2 separate regions of the Mus musculus genome follow, and region 1 is linked to region 2. Evidence: chromatin loops called from intact Hi-C (ENCODE). Cell type or tissue: heart. All regions are shown on one strand.

Region 1 (8,000 bases), 200 kb before region 2:
AGCCCAGGCTACAAAGCAAGTACACAGTGAAATCCTGCCCAATGTGTGTATGTGGGGGTGTGGGGGGAGTCCTATGAAACTTTAACTTTAAATTAAAAAATTTCAAGATTGAACAAAGTAGACAGAGAATAGTTTAAAAGTTCCTTTAAGGAGAACACACATCCCCTGAGAGCGACAGATGACTGCCCTGCTGAGGAGGACGAGCACCTTCCAGGAGCTCCTCACAGCCTTGCCATGCATCAGTACACATATTCTTTACTGCTGGTCAAAGCATGGCTACCCCTGAACCATATCAAAGGAAGCGCTACATGTTTAATATGATAAAGCAAACAGTTTTGCCACTATAATGTTAAAATTAATTTAAAACGTTAATTTTAGTGGCAGTGGTTACAAGAGCTGATTGTTCTTCCAGAGGATCCAGATTCCCGCACGTGGTGGCTCACAACTGTCTGTAACTCTAGTTCCAGAGGATCTGACACCTTCTCAGCTGGCCTTGGAGGGTACCAGGCACACATGTAGTACAGACAGGCACAAAAGCAAACACATCCAACATAAAATAACTAAGTAAAAATTTTCATTAATTAAAATTTAGACTGGATTGAAAACTAAAATGTGGCTGGGCAGTAGTGCTGTAAGTACACTTTTAATCTCAGCACTCAAGTGGCAGAGGCAGGCAGATTTCTGAGTTCAAGGCCAGCCTGGTCTACAGAGTGAGTTCCAGGACAGCCAGGGCTACACAGAGTAACCCTGTCTTGAAAATCCAAAAACCAAAACAAACAAAACAAAAATGTGTGAAATGAGATGATTACAAAAACAAACTTGATTCATCTCACAACAAAACCAAAAGCAACAGTTATCAGGACACAGAGTAGCTGAATTAATAGGTGTGTGGGTGGTCACAAAATGAGCACACCTTTGACAGCTAAAACCACTACAGAGTATCCACCCTCAATAGACATGTCTTGACACACCATCTTCATTTTAGGGGGGGGGATCCCTTCAGATTTGGACTGTGGGATGCTGACATTTGAGGAAAAGTGAAAGAAAGAAAATCTATATTAAAAGAACTCTGAACTCCTAAGAGGGGTATGTCTAAAATAGATTCAAATCTGAGACTAAAAATGAATTGTTCACTGAGAATGTACCAGAAAGAACAGAGGTGAGAGACAACACTGTTATCCTTATTGAAGATGTCAACTCTGTAAGGTGCCACAGCACCCCTGACAATTAGTGTGTCAAAACTGTGACTGGATGAATGGCCCTGCAGGCAGCATCATGGCTCCACAGTGAGATGGAGTCCTCTGCTTTGCTGCTGGTGACAAAGTTATGGGAAAGAAATAACATGTCAAGAGTGTCCTTGCCTAAATTCCACAATGACAAATCAGGTTAGACAGACAGTAGAGGCAGCAAAGGATCTGGAAGCCAAAGTCTTGTCAAAAATCATGTAAAAGCAAAAACCCAAACAAGCATGGGGATTTGATTACTCCCTATTTGACAGAGCTGGAAAGAGTAAGAAATCCAGTCAGTTATCAGCCACCCAACCACCATTGTTAGTAGGAGCGGAGAAAAACTTACTCTGTGCCCAGCCTTAGTGGAATGAAGAAGTTGATTGCAGACAGGGGAATGGAAAAAAAAAGGGGGTGAAACATGACCAATGTTAAAAGAAAGCAACAAAAGTTAAAAGAAAAGAAACAAATAAACCAAAAACCCATACCAAATATGCAAAAATTGTTAATGATTTCTGAATGTTATGAAAGGAAATGTTAAAAATCAGCTGTGCCGAAAATAATTCCAAAAGAACTACTGATTCTCTTTTTAAACACAGGACAAACACCCACACACAGCAAACTGTCAATGTCGTTCTACATTTTCTTGCTTTGTACACCAACTCCTGTTTCTTTACTTCTCAATCTGTCTACTCTTTATAATTTGAGTAGATTATAAAGATTTGATATTTATAATTTGAAGAATTCATCAGGAAAAGGTTAAAGTTAGTATTTTCTCATTACTGGGGTCTTGTTATCTCTAGATATACTGGAGGTATATGTGTATATGTGTATGTATATATATGTGTGTGTATATAGATATGTATATATGTGTGTGTGTATGTATATATATACACATACATACACACATATATATATTTATTTATTTTATGTTTGAGGTTCTAGTATTGAAAAATCACACTCCAGGGTAAGTTATGTGCTATAGAGGATATTACTAGCTGGAGTACTTTATCATGTGACAAAAATGTCAAGATCAAGCTCTGTGTGGTGGCACACTCCTTTAGTGCCCACTCTCAGGAGACAGAGGCAGGCAGATCTCTGATTTCCAGGCCAGTAGGGCTACATCGTTATAACCTGACTTAGGATGGAAGAGATGGCTCAGCAATTAAAAAGCACTTGCTGATCTTTGAAGGACCCGGATTTGGTTCCCAGTACCCGCGTGGCACCTCACAACTCCCTGTAACTCCAGTTCCGGGGGATCCGAAGCCCTCTGGTCTCCAGTAGCTCCTGAACTTGTTTGGTGCACATAAACTCATGTAGAGACACATACACAAAAATTCAAAATAAAAATTTAAAAGAAACGTGATGCCCAGCATAGCAACTGCCCTTAAACATAAGCGTTCACCCCTCAAAACGACTTCAGAGACATGAATATGCAATCATTCCAGCAAATTCTTCTTCCTTGCAAGTGTCTCCAAATTGCCATCAAAGAACTAGTCTACTTTAAACTGGAGTCTAAAGCAAAATAATTCTCTTTTAGATGCCAAAATCCAGTGAATTTAAGCATATACCTTTGGAACGGCTTATAAAGCCACCTTTTTTTTTTTCTTTTCCATTTTTTATTAGGTATTTATCTCATTTACATTTCCAATGCTATACCAAAAGGCCCCCGTAGCCACCCACCCCCACTCCCATACCCACCCACTCCCCCTTTTTGGCCCTAGCGTTCCCCTGTACTGGGGCATATAAAGTTTGCATGTCCAATGGGCCTCTCTTTCCAGTGATGGCCGACTAGGCCATCTTTTGATACATATGCAGCTAGAGTCAAGAGCTCCGGGGTACTGGTTAGTTCATAATGTTGTTCCACCTATAGGGTTGCAGATCCCTTTAGCTCCTTGGATACTTTCTCTAGCTCCTCCATTGGGAGCCCTGTGATCCATCCATTAGCTGACTGTGAGCATCCACTTCTGTGTTTGCTAGGCCACCTTTTTAAAAGGTTGTCTGCACAAGGATAATCTGTGAAAAACGCAACGCGTGCCCAGCAGCCAGTGAGGTGCCTTCACTTTAACCTTCATCAGGACAAACAGCAGTCCCCCCCCCCAACTTTAGAGAGCAAAGAGTGCCTTCGAAAATCGGATTACAAGGACGTGTCTGCACAGAAAAGTCGTAGGGACAGCAATCTATTGGGGGGGACGGGCCTAAAGGTCTGATGCAGACTGGGTAAGCTAAGGCTCTCCGAACAACCCCGCGCATCTCCGCAGGCTCCAAACGATCCCCACGACATCGCTCAATGGGGCCGCAGCGGCCACAGGAGACGAGCAGTCCCCTTTCCGGGTCCCCGTCCGGAGTGGCGGCCAGTGCGACGGCTACTTCGCGCTCTGCCCCGAGGCCGGCTACCCCCAGCAAGCCGGGAAGGACCAGGAGGGAAGAGACGTGCGGTCACACCGACTGCCGGAGCCGATCTCGTGACCGGGTCCGGCCGCCGGGTCCGCCTCGCACGCCCTCTGGCCGCTGGGGCGAGGGGGCGACATCAGGCCGAGCCGCACCCTCAACCAGCCGCGGTCCTCCCGTTCCAACTCCGCGGCCACCCGGATCCTCCTCGCGCCCCCACCCCACTCCCTCAACCGGACGCCGCAGCATCCCGGCCCCACCCGGGTAGCAGCCGCCGTGGGGCTCACCATCCTGTCACCAGGGCTCCGTTCAATCACCACGAACGCCGCCGCCCTCTTCCTCAGGCTCCTCGGTCGACCCGCCCACTTCTTCCGCCACCAATGAGACGCGAAGTTGGCAAGAGCCTGTCTTACGGGGGCCCGTAAGGGTCATTTCCCGTCAAGGGAAAAAAAAAAAAAACCCGGCGCTGCAAGAAATCGCTCGTGGGCGGGGCAAAGGAAAGGCTGAGCTCGCGGAAAGTGCGGGGGCAACATCCGGGCACCCGCGGCTGGCGCGCTTGCGCCCTCCATGCCTGCTCTGCCCGTAGCCATGCTGAAGTGCGGGATGACGGGCGGCCAGGTGAAAGGTGGAGCGGCCATTCTTGCTTTGCTACTTAGAAGAGGGAAAAGTCTAACGCCTCGTGCAGGGTTTATCCATCGTCTTCTTCGGCCTCCTCCGCCATTCTTCGCCACGACTGAAGCTGCCATAGCGCGCCTCGCGAGGGCCATGCTGGGCTTCGAAGAGCATGCCAGCCCCGTTCCATTTGATTTATGTCCAGGGTTTAATTCGGTGACCGAGAAAAGAATTGTGCCATTGGGCCTTAAACTCGGATTGAGGAGGGCTGATGTGGAGAGAATTCAAGGGGGGAAATAATACTTGACCAGCAAAAGTATTTTTGAGCTGTGGGAAAACCAACCTGCTGCTTTATTCGACATTCTGCCGGAGACATTTTTTTTATTGTTGTTGGGTTTTGTTTTTGTTTTAATATATAATCTCGAACAATCCTCTCTGTCCCTCAGTCGAAAAATGAGACTAATATTAGCCCCTTCGTTGATAGAGGTTGTTAGAAGCATGGGCTAAATAAAAAGTCCATGTAGTGAGATCAGAAATTAGAAAGACTGTGTGGAGAACTGTATAATACATAGCCTTATAAGGGGGGTGGGATGCTTGGGCTGGGGACCGGGTTTGTGTGTAGACAGACCAAAGAAGGGCCAGTGTACCATCCCCCTTCAGAGGTTGGGAGAACTCAAAATGAATGAGAGCATTAGCACGGAAATTGGCTTGCAGGAGAAATAATGTTGAATTTTATGTCGATGCATATTTATTGAAGTCTTACTGTGTATGTAGGTAAGGGTATACGGCATTTCCTAATGTAAATTAGTCTATAAAACGCTGTGTGGATCGGCTGAGTAGTTTAACTCCCAGGTGTATCTTGACCAAAAAGTTCAGTGTAATCACTTAACGGGAAATTGTTCGGACATATTCAGGAAAAAAGGATTTCAAACCACTGTTTCCAGCTCTGTGGCATCACATACAATTAGGACACCGTGTGGTGAATTCCTGTCATGGTGCCTCCTCTCATAGTGATGCACTTTGCTAAGGCTTGACACAGCATCAAAGTTGAGATCGTTATAGTCTAACAACATGTTAACCTAGCCTAGCATGTTGGAAGCCAAGATGCTCAATGCTGTTGTCGTATGGATAGCCCATGAATGGATGCAAGTGCTAACCACTTAGTTTCCAGCCTTTAGCCCAAGATCAAGCGTAGAGCAATTAGTAGAGCCAGGATGAAATGGGTTAGTCGGAAAAGGCCTTGAAGTTTCGGAAGGATGAAGTTTGCCAACAATTTTGGATAACTAGTGTTTTGATTGAGGAGTAGTCTTGTCTCTGTAAAACTAAAATCCCCTATTTCCATCTCAGGCAGTCTGACCCACAGGGCGCTAACACGCAACAGAAGAATCACTTGCATTTGACAGGCATGACTAAGTTGTTCAGTGGATCCCACCGTCCTTTCTGGTTTTCACTTGAGTCCTGTGCATACAAGAGTAGTCTTGTGGTTTGTCTTCACTGCTTGGGAAGAATGTGAACGCACCTTTCTTTTCCTCCATAGTATTTGGGAAAGCAGTACAAACGCTATCACGAGTGAGCGATGAGCTGTGGCTAGACCCATCCGAGAAAGGTGTAAGTTAAAAGGCCTGCTGTGTCGAAAACCAAACCAAAAAAAAAAAAAGCCAGGTGTGCCTCAAATCCCAGCACTTGGGAGGAAGAGGCAGTGGGGTTTCTTTGAGTTTAAGGCCAACCTGGTCCACAGAGTAAGTTCCAGGACGCCAAAGCCACACAGAGAAACTCTGTCTCAAACCCTCCCCTACGGGTCAAGAAACACAAACAGACAAACGAAAAACAACGACAACAACACAAAACAAACCAGGTGTGATGGCACAGGCCTATATTCCCAGTGCCAGGGAGGCAGAGCTCAGCCAGCTATATATCAAGTGTGAGACCAGTTTGAACTACGGGAAACCTATTTTACATGCCAAGATAAATTAAATTTAAAAGAATGTTAAGTGACTGGTTCATATATTAAAGCAAGAGAAGATGTTTTAAAAGTGCTAAGTCCAAGTGAAGTGTGGTGGGTAAAATCGAGAGCACATAAAAATTCCAAAACCTGACAGTTTATAAGCATGCATTCCCAGAATGGCTGCTGCGTTAAGTTATAGCTTCTCCCCCCAGGCAAGGTATGAGGTCAGTCACTTAGGGCTTTTCTGTCACTTCCCACACTTCATGCATTAACGTTGTGGTCACTGTGGACACTGACAGTTTTACGGTATCAGAGCTTGAGAGTATAGATTTTGTATGTGTATGTTCAATATAGATATATACACATCTGTAGGTACCATGTGCAAGTTCAGTGCGCACGGTTTTATTTGAATGTATTTGTGGCATTATGGTCACAGCAGGATTGACTCAGGATAGAAGTCGGTCTTCTCTGAAATAGCTCACTTATTCCTTTCCAGCTTGCTCTGAGATCTGTGAATTCTTGTCATTCCACGTATGGCTACGTCCTGTTTTCATCTATGTTTTTTCAACATTATCAGTGGTCACCCTTTGCCACGATGAGTGATACTGACTTACCACTGAATTTAAATTGCAAATTGGCAATAAAGGTAAAAACAGTTGATTTTCTCTTATATGGGAGGAATACTCCTTTTGTAGGGCTTAACAGCTGTACTATACTTAATCATTTCTATGCCATTTATGAATATACAGACGTTCATCTGTTGGGCTTTTTAAAGTTAATGGGGTAGCCATAGTAAGTATGTGTTTAATGTTTACGATGTGTTTGTATTGCAGTCAGTTCTGCCAATCTTTAGATGTCTGAATTACCTTGAAAGAAGTGTGGAGAAGTGCACAGTAGTCGCCAGAGCGGATAAATGCAGAGTCGTCATTCAGTTCTTCGGCAAGCATGGTAGGTGCAGCAGAAAGTGGTGTGTTTCTTAGTGTCTTTGTGCGTACAGTCTGCAGACGACTTCGGAGTGGGTTCTGTGCAGGAATGCAGTGTGGCAGGTGTGACACCTGTCTTTGCAGGTGTAGTGTAAGCAAAGTGGCCGAGGTTATCTCCTCAGGACTAAAAGGCACAAGCTCGTCTGCATGCAAAACAAAACAGCTTTTTAAAACGTCCAACCAGGGAGGTGGATCAGTCAGCCTTGCAAGCAAATGATCTGACATCATGATCAGGACCATGTTTTTAAAAGAAATGTAGGTATGGTGACAAATGCTGGTAGATCCAGTGCTGCAGAGGCAGAGAAGAAGGCAGGTCCCTGGGACTCACTGTCCCCATAGCCTAGACTACCTGATGAGCTTCAGAGCAGTGAGAGGTGCCTCTTAATGAAGAAGGGGGTCCAGATGGAAGACAGACTCGGAAATGACATCTGAGGTTGACCTCTGGCCTTATGTCTCTCACACACACACACACAGGACACATGCTCCCTACATATATGTTCAGTTGAACATGAATTTGTTTTTCTAGCTGGACACAAGGCCACACATCTCTGAACCTAGCACTCAAAAGTGGCTGAGACAATCAGGTCATGAGTTCCAGGCCAGTGTAGCAATATAGCTAGTTTGTTTTTGTTTTTGTTTTTCTCTAGACAGGGATTCTCTGTGTAGCCTTGGCTGTCCTAGAACTCGCTCTATAGACCAGGCTGGCCTCAAACTCAGAAATCTGCCTGCCAAGTGCTGGGATTAAAGGCATGTGCCACTACTGCCCGGCAATATAGCTAGTTTTAGGCTCTCACCTATGGAGTGGAATCCTGGCTCAGAGAAATCAATTCATACTTGTATCAT
Region 2 (8,000 bases):
AGCAGAGCTACTTCCCACCATGCGCTGACAATGACCTTCATTTACAGAAACATGTTCTTGCACATTGCCATGTGGAGAAATTAAAACCACTTGCTACTCAAGAAAAAACACTAGAGGTTTCATGAAGAAAGCACCCCAATTCCCATTTTCCACTAAAACAGCAGAGCAGGGTGCTACCTTCACACACAGCTAGTCTATTTTCTGCTCTAGCATGTCCCTAACACTGTGCTGAGGACTAACACAGATCTTCCGCCAGTGTGGCTGACCACCCAGGGTGACACTCAGGGAAACCCACTGCATTCAGAGTGCCACAGAACCGCAGTGCCTAGGAACCCAACCCAACCTGCCTGTTTACACAGAATCTGTAGTTCAGGCTAGACCCTTAGGAACTCATTTCATTATGCTACTGCCTCGACCTCCTGCCCCCACCTAAGTGCCAGGGACTACAGTAGCTAGCGTTGGATAGTCTGGCACTTCTTCTGTAAGCCAGACTGGCCTTGAACTCAGAGATTAAGTTGTCTCTGTTTCTCAGTGCTGGGATTAAAGGCATGTGCCACCACTGTCAGTTTAAAATGTATTTTTAATCATGTCTGTGTGGGTTAGCCATGTATGTGTGTGCCTTGAGAAGCTGGTGTCTGACTCCTTGGTACTGGAGTAGCAAGCACTGGGCTACCTGGGATGAGTGCTGGAAGCTGAGCTTGGATCCTCTAGATGAGTACTGTGTACTCTTAGCCCTAAGACAGCTTTCCAGTTTTTTGTTTGTTTGTTTTTGGAGACAGGGTTTCTGTGTGTATCCCTGGCTGTTCTAGAACTCACTTTGTAGACCAGGCTGGCCTCGAACTCAGAAACCGGCCTGCCTCTGCCTCCCAAGTGCCGGGATTAAAGGCACCCGGCTCCAAGGGACAAATCTTATCTCCCCCTTTCAGAATTAAACCCTTATTTTTTTTATACCATTCTGTTATATGCATGTGTGCAAGGCCATGCTTGCTGGAGCTGTTGGGGGTGGGGTGGAGACAACCCTCAAAGTCTGGTTCTCTCCTGAATCTCATGTCAATCCAGAGGATCAAATCAGGACTTCAGGATTAAGGGCAAGAGCCAAAACCGGCTGAGCTATCTCTAGATTTAAAGGTTTTGAAATCATCACAACCCCAATGCCAGCGTCCTCTGATTGAGAACTATACGCATCCTGAGCAGATCCTGTGGCTTCCGTCAAGCAAGTCCATAAGTTAGAAACAAATACATATACCACCCAGCCAGTCATTCTCAACGTGTTTAAACAGTGGCTTACTCTGTTAAGTTCAACAGAAAAGAATAAACCAGGCCAAACATGGTAGTTCAGCTTTGAATGCCAGCACTCAGGAGACAGAGGCAGATAGATCTCTGAAAATCCAGGCCAGCCTTTGCTAACACAATGCTACCCAGTCTCAGAACTTAAAAACTATTAAGAAACTATGAGAAGACAGGGGTGGTAAAAAGTTTTTAATCCCAGTACTCTGGATAGTTGAGACAGAGACCAGCCTGGGCTACATAATGAAACTGTCTCATTTAAAAAGGGGGTGCTGAAGCCGGGCGTGGTGGTGCACGCCTTTAATCCCACACTCGGAAGGCGGATTTCTGAGTTCGAGACCAGCCTGGTCTACAAAGTGAGTTCCAGAGAAACTCTGTATACAGAGTATACAGAGAAACCCTGTCTCGAAAAACAAAGACAAAAAAAAAAAAAAAAAAACCAACAAGAAAAGGGGGTGCTGGGGGAGTGAAGTGATGGTTCAGCCGCTAAGAGTGCTTGATGTTCTTGGAGATAAACTGGGCTCCATTTCCAGCACCCATATGTGACAGCTAACAACTATCTGCAACTCCAATACCCAAGGACCCAATGCCCTTTTCAGACATTCATAAGGGTAAGACATGCGTACGGTGCATGCATGTGCGCGCACATGCACACAAACAAAATACATACAGAAAATTTAAAAAAATAATTAAAAGAGGGAGAAAGGGAAGCTGGTGAGATGATTTAGTCAGTAGAAAATCTGCTTTGCAAGCCTGACCTGAGATTGATCCCCAGAATCCACACAAAGACGCCCAACTACCCTCTAACCTCCTCACGTGTGCTTTGGTCTGTATGTATGCACACACTGCATAGGAAAAAAATAAGTCAGGCTGAGTGGCCTATAAAATCTAGTATGTGAGACGAAGCAGAAGGATCAGAAGGTTAACTCAGCTCTGGCCCCTGAGAGAGACCCTGTAATAAAAGGAGGCATGGTAATAAAAATGCCTTTAATTGGGGAGGGAGAGGAAGAAGGATCTGTGAGTTTGAGGCTAGCCTGGTCTACACAAAGAGTGCCAGGATAACCACGACTGGAGAGACCATGTTTTAATGAAACCAAAGCCAAGAAACCCTATGTAAACAAAACATTAAAGAGGAGGCAATGCTCTGGGCAGTGGTGGCCCAAGCCTTTAATCCGTGCCCTAGGGAGGCAGAGGCAGGCGGATTTCTGAGTTTGAGGCCAGCCTGCTCTACAGAGTGAGTTCCAGGACAGCCCCAGGACCATACTGAGAAACCCTGTCTTGAAAAACACCCCCCCGCCCCCCGGGGAAATGCCCAGATTTTAAAAAGACACCTTTTCCCTTTTCTGTCAGTGATTTACTTGAAGACATCTACCACCAGAATTGCGCAGCTGTCCACCACTCCAAAAGTATTTTGGGCCAAAGCAAGCTAGTGTCAAGAGCCCAAATCAAGGTTACTGGATCTTCTCCTCTTTAGCTTCAGCGGATGTTGTGGGATCTGTGATTAGCAGGATCCAGACCTATGTCAAATTTGAAATCTCCAAAGTAGGAAACCACACGGCAGAAACCCCCAAGTCGGACAAAAGGAAAGCTGGGTTTTTGTTTTTGAACCTCTCCTCAACCACTGGACATCCTGGGTTCCCACGGGGTGAACAGTTGGAAGGCGGCAGGTTCTCTCTAGGTTCCTAGCTACCCCGGGGTTTGAAACCTGACTTTTAACTGTTAATTCTTGGTCCAGCGAGGTCTTGGGAGTTTCTCTTGCGAAACCCACTTCCAGGATAATAACAACACAGCACCTACCTGGCGGGTGCTCGCTGAACGCGGCAGCGTCCCCCTGTCCTCAGGGACACAACAATCTGATGATCAGAGAGAGCCACACTGTCACCCGGACTGGGTCCGTGTGCGGATGCACGTTCAAGGGGGAAAGAACGCTGGAGGATGGATGGCTTTGAGGGGAGGGTGGAGGGGGTAGGAAAATGCAGGAGACGGACTCTCATCGCACTGGGACGTCGTCCTGCCAAGCCAAGTCCCTCTGATGAGTCCTTGGACTCCAGATGATAAATGTGAAAGCAAGGACAGGGGAGTGATAAAAAATAATGGGGTCCCCAAACCCGGAGGCGCTTGTATGCGCGCCCCAGATCCAAAGCGGCTTCCGAGAAAAGACCGGCCCCTCCACTGGGCCTGATCCCCCACCGGCCGGGCCTGCCCCGCCACCCACCCGCGCGCCGCTCACCTTCCAGCAGCCGTTGGATGATGCTGTCGATGTTGAGTTTGTCGATATCCGCCATCGCCGTCCCGCCGCCGACCCTCCCGCAGCAGCAGCAGCAGCAGCGGCGCCGCCGCCCGCTCGCCCCGGGGTCTCACTCGTCCTCCTTCCTCACGCCACGAGCCCCACGAGCGGTGGTGGCGGCGGCGGCGGTGGCAGCAGCAGCCGCGGCGGGTCCACCCCCCCCAGCCGCCCCGCTCCGCTCCGGGCTTCCTCCTCCTCTCGCCACTGGGAACCACGAGAAGAACAAGATGGCCGCCGACTCCTCAGGCCAGCCTCGGGCGGCGCACGGATGCGCGCGCGGGAGTGCAGCGGCCCGGCCGGGACTTCTTTACGGGCCCATAGAGCGCGCGGGAAGGGGGCGGGGCCGGCGCCGGGAAGGGGCGGGGTTTGAGCGCGTAGGGCGGGGGTGGGGCGGAGCCCGGGCGGAGACGGTTGAGCGCGACTCCGCCACCGCGCGCGGGATCCTTCCGCCAAACGGGCGGGGGAAATAGACCCCCTGTGGCGGGAGAGGGAAGTTGTGAAGTTGGCGCGCGCAAGTTGAAGGTGGACTTTGTCAGTCTGCTGCGCGCTGCGAGGCTCACCAGCTCCTTCCGGCTCTGCTGCTTGGGGACAGAAGTCTGACCGACATGGCGGGGTGGGAGTTCAACACTGAATCACCCCTCGGAGCCAATCTGGGGTGGGGTTGCTTGCCTGTGGAGAATCATAAAGAGGAGGAGGTTGGAACGTTGGGGATTCAAATACTCTGGCACATTGGTGAACAAGAAGAGCTAGATATACGGCTCCGTGGTGAGAATGCTTGTCGAGTATGTGTGAGACCTTGGGTTCAATTCCCAGCACTGGCAAAATTTCATAATACTGCAATAAAGCATCTACGATACAATATTTGGAAAAAAGAAGCCCCCAAGATAAGCCAAAAAAATGTTAATCCACTGTGAGTGGCACATTAAGTAATTTGTGTGAGCTTCTTGTGTGCGCTAATGCTCTTTTACATTTTAGAGAGAGGTTGGGAGAATTCTGTAAGGGTTGCTACTACCTATCTTTTGAATTATCTTTCTTGAACTCAGAAAGTTATATAATAATTTAAGAGATTTCCCCTGTATTTAGCCGGAGCTGGGTTGAATGAGCGTGCCGGAGCAGATAAAATGGGAATTTGCACATTTCCTGGGAGGTTGCTGTGCGTGCGCTCTGGGCCTCAGCGCATTCATCTGCTGCTTGCCTCTAGCTTCCTTGACTCCCCAGGGGCACCCCTTCACCTGAGGGGTCCCCAACTCTGCTGCCTCGCAGGCTAGCTGCCTATGGAAGAAAAATGCACACCCATCTGACCCATTTATCTCTTCCCAGTAGCACGCCAGAAAATTTACAAAATGTTCTCCCCCAGCCCCACCTCCAGTTCATGTTTCTCAAAGCAAGAGGGATGGATCTGAGGATTCCTTTCCATGAATGCCTTGCAAGGTTGTCTCCCCATAGAGAGACTCATTTTCTACAAGCTCTGTCTTCCCGTGGCCCCGCAGCATGGTGTGTGATGCACCCATCTAGATCTGAGCCCTTTTCCTGATGCTAGCCCCCGACAGTGGGGTTTCAGGATTCTCCCCAGCTCTCCTCAGCCCTCTGCTCCACTTTGCCCACTCACCAACTCATTGTCCCAAGCTATGGTTTTGCACACCATTACACAAATGGTCATTCATCACCCCAAGGCAGCTGGTGCACCAGGCTTCTTGACATCCTGGGGTCGATGCTAAGCCCTGCTGTGAATCTGTGGAGGTCAATGTGGTCTTCACTGAGTTTTTGGAATCTTGGACTCCCTCCAGGGCAGGGTAGCTTCCCAGGGACACCATAGGGCCAGGGATATGTAAGACTGATTCACAAGGAGTGTCTATTCTGGGTGGAGCAGGTTGAGCAAGACAGAGAAAGCCTTTCTCTCCCCCGGGAGACTCATTTTGTGGGATGGAGAGACAAACACACACCACTCTTACTAGTATGAGCCAAAATCTGTCTCTTTGTGGGAGGCTATCTAAACAGCTCTGCAGACAAGAGATTCCCTCCATGCCTGCCAACCAATTAGAGTTCCATGCCCCACATCCTAATGGAGAGAGAGGAAGCTACCACAGGTTGTCCTCTGACCTTCTAGCAGACGTACATATAAAATAAAATATGATGAAGTAGCTGGGCATGGTTAGATAGGACTTTATTTCCAGGACTGGGGAGGCAGAGGTAGGCAGATCTTTGAGAATTTGAGGCAAGTTCCAGACCAGTCAAGGCTAACAGCAAAATCTTGTCTCGAACGAAACAAAGTCAGCTGATGGAATCCCCGATACAATCCTAGAGATGATATATTCCCACCGTTCCCATTTTACAGATAAAGTTAGGCACGGAAAGGCTGGGTTGTTTGCTGAAGGTCACACAGTTGCTAAATTCCAGGAGGAGGACTAGAACTGGGCAGAGCCTGAAACAACAGCCTTTTGTTTAATAAGTCCCTAAATGGAGCCTTCGGAGCCCAGCAGACTTTGGCACATAGGGTGTGTGTCACTCCTGGGGAAGCAATAGAAAGATTTAAAATGTTTATGCCCACACATTGTGTCATAATTATCTAGATGCCAAGTGACAGGTATGTATGTCATCCCATCCATGTGGTGAGGGGTGAAGGAAAATTACAAACCAAGCTGATGATACAGGGGACATGTTCCCTCCAGAGTTCATAGCCATGCCCCAGAGTCCATAGCCACACCCCAGAGAACTGGCTCTCTTGTGAGTAAAGAAGCTCACATTAGAGAGCCTGAACTTTGTCCAGGAACCTGTAGCTATCAGAGGGTGACCTTCAACTACTGATCCTCTTGCCTGCACCCCCAGAATGTTGAAATCCAATGTGTGGTCCCTGAACCTGCTGAATGTCATGCTGGAGACAGAAAACAGGGCTTTGGGCATGCTAGGTGAACATTACCAGCTGAGCCACATGCCACTCCCTTTAGGAAATATGAACAAAACAGGTTTTTAGTGCGTTGGTGGCCCATGCCCTTAATCCCAGCACTTGGGAGGAAGTGGCAGGTAGCTCTTGGAGCTCGAGGCCACTCTGCTCTACAGAGTGAGTGCCAGGAGAGCCAGGGCTACACAGAGCAACCCTGTCTGAAAAACAAACAAAAAAAAAAAATTGAGGCTGGAGAGACGGCTCAGTGGTTAAGAACACTGTCTAGTCTTCCAGAGGACCCAGGTTCAATTCCTAGCATCCACGTGGCAGCTCGCTAAGTGTAGCAATGCATGCCTTAATCCCCTTGGCAAGCAGAGGCAGGCAGAGATCTGAGTTCTGTGTGGTCCTCAAAGCTTCTAACACCTGTCTCTGAAACTTGTAGCTCTAGTTGGTTAGAAACTTGCTGTATACCCCAGACTGGACTCCAACTCTCAGAGATCCTCCTGCTCTGCCTCCGGAAAGTGCAAGGATTAGGGGATATGCAAGGCCACCCCATCCCAACCCCTTCTTCCAATTTTTTTAAATCAACATATGCTAGTTGTCATTGCCTGTCAGCCTGAGTGGCTTAAGAAGGGCCTGGGACAAATGAAGTCACCTTGATGTGTCCTTGAGGCTCTGGGCTGGCTTCTTCTGTGATTTTCTGGCCACCACGCTGCCTGAGGGGAGGAAAGAGATAATGACTCCCAAGCTAAGGTGGACTGAAGGAACCAACCAGGGTAGGAATGTGGACAAGCCACTAACAACTGCAGCCAGCCTGCAGCCATGATCCAGAAAAATCGTGATAAGGAAGTCTGAAGTGGCCTCCTAAACCATAGACAGGCTGATGCAGCCTGTAAAGTGGGGTGTTCTCCTAAACTAAGGAACCTCCCCTCTGCCAGGGGAACTTCCACCCTTCCGGATAAGGCTGCAACCATCCAGCCTCCATTGATAATTACCGCCTTAAGACTGCAGAATAACAACCCCACAACGCCCTCTGCCCATAAACCCCCAAGGGCACATAGTTCTAGTTCCCTCCCAGTGATTGTCACCCTCCATTATTCAGATTGAAGGTCATTTTTTCCCCTTTTTTTAAATTCCACAATGACTCTAAAATCCATCTAACAGGGCCCCTTCCCTGAGCTTTGCCTTGTGACTGTCCTTCAAATTAAAAATGGGATTCAACCAAGCCTGGCCGGGAACTGCTTCCCCCCCCCCCCGCCCCCCCCCCCCCCCGCAGTCCACCTCCCGCCCCAATTCCACTTATTTTCAGTCTTGGTCTCACGTTGTCGCCCAGGCTAACCTTGAACTTGTCATCTTTCTGGGTCAGCTGGGATGGTAGGGCCCTACCCCCGCGCCCCATTAGGTTTAGTTTCTAGAATATCTTCATCAACCACACAGAAACCCTGTTCCATTAGCGTTGAACCCCGCCCCCTGCCCCCACTGCGGCGGCTCTGCTTCCCGCCCTCCCCCTCCCCCTGTCTTCTAGCCTCTCTCCTAAGAATTTCC

Evidence for each region. Hi-C counts contacts between places; a loop is a spot of excess contacts. Peaks named below come from ENCODE experiments on the same cell type or tissue, not always from the same donor. Only the 100,000 strongest peaks of a DNase experiment are listed, where the experiment ranks them.
Region 1: a loop joins it to region 2, with 2.2 times the contacts of the local background. A loop is called at or near these places in 2 of 42 quality-filtered maps.

Annotation. Positions count from the first base shown.
Region 1 is chr5:122,350,381-122,358,380 of GRCm38, reverse strand. It overlaps Rad9b (RAD9 checkpoint clamp component B), which reads left to right and starts at 4,176. Exons shown (of 13, transcript NM_001382853.1): 1 at 4,176-4,242; 2 at 5,767-5,837; 3 at 6,671-6,820; 4 at 7,008-7,122. The coding sequence starts at 4,206. Vps29 (VPS29 retromer complex component) reads right to left here and starts at 4,053. Exons shown (of 4, transcript NM_019780.2): 1 at 3,905-4,053. The coding sequence starts at 3,907. In heart, a CTCF peak has its summit at 3,753; a DNase peak (open chromatin) is centred at 4,020; H3K4me3 peaks cover 1,882 bases; H3K27ac peaks cover 1,432 bases.
Region 2 is chr5:122,154,133-122,162,132 of GRCm38, reverse strand. Ppp1cc (protein phosphatase 1 catalytic subunit gamma) reads right to left here and starts at 3,858. Exons shown (of 7, transcript NM_013636.4): 1 at 3,518-3,858. The coding sequence starts at 3,572. In heart, a CTCF peak has its summit at 4,055; DNase peaks (open chromatin) are centred at 3,222 and 3,842; H3K4me3 peaks cover 3,847 bases; H3K27ac peaks cover 4,555 bases.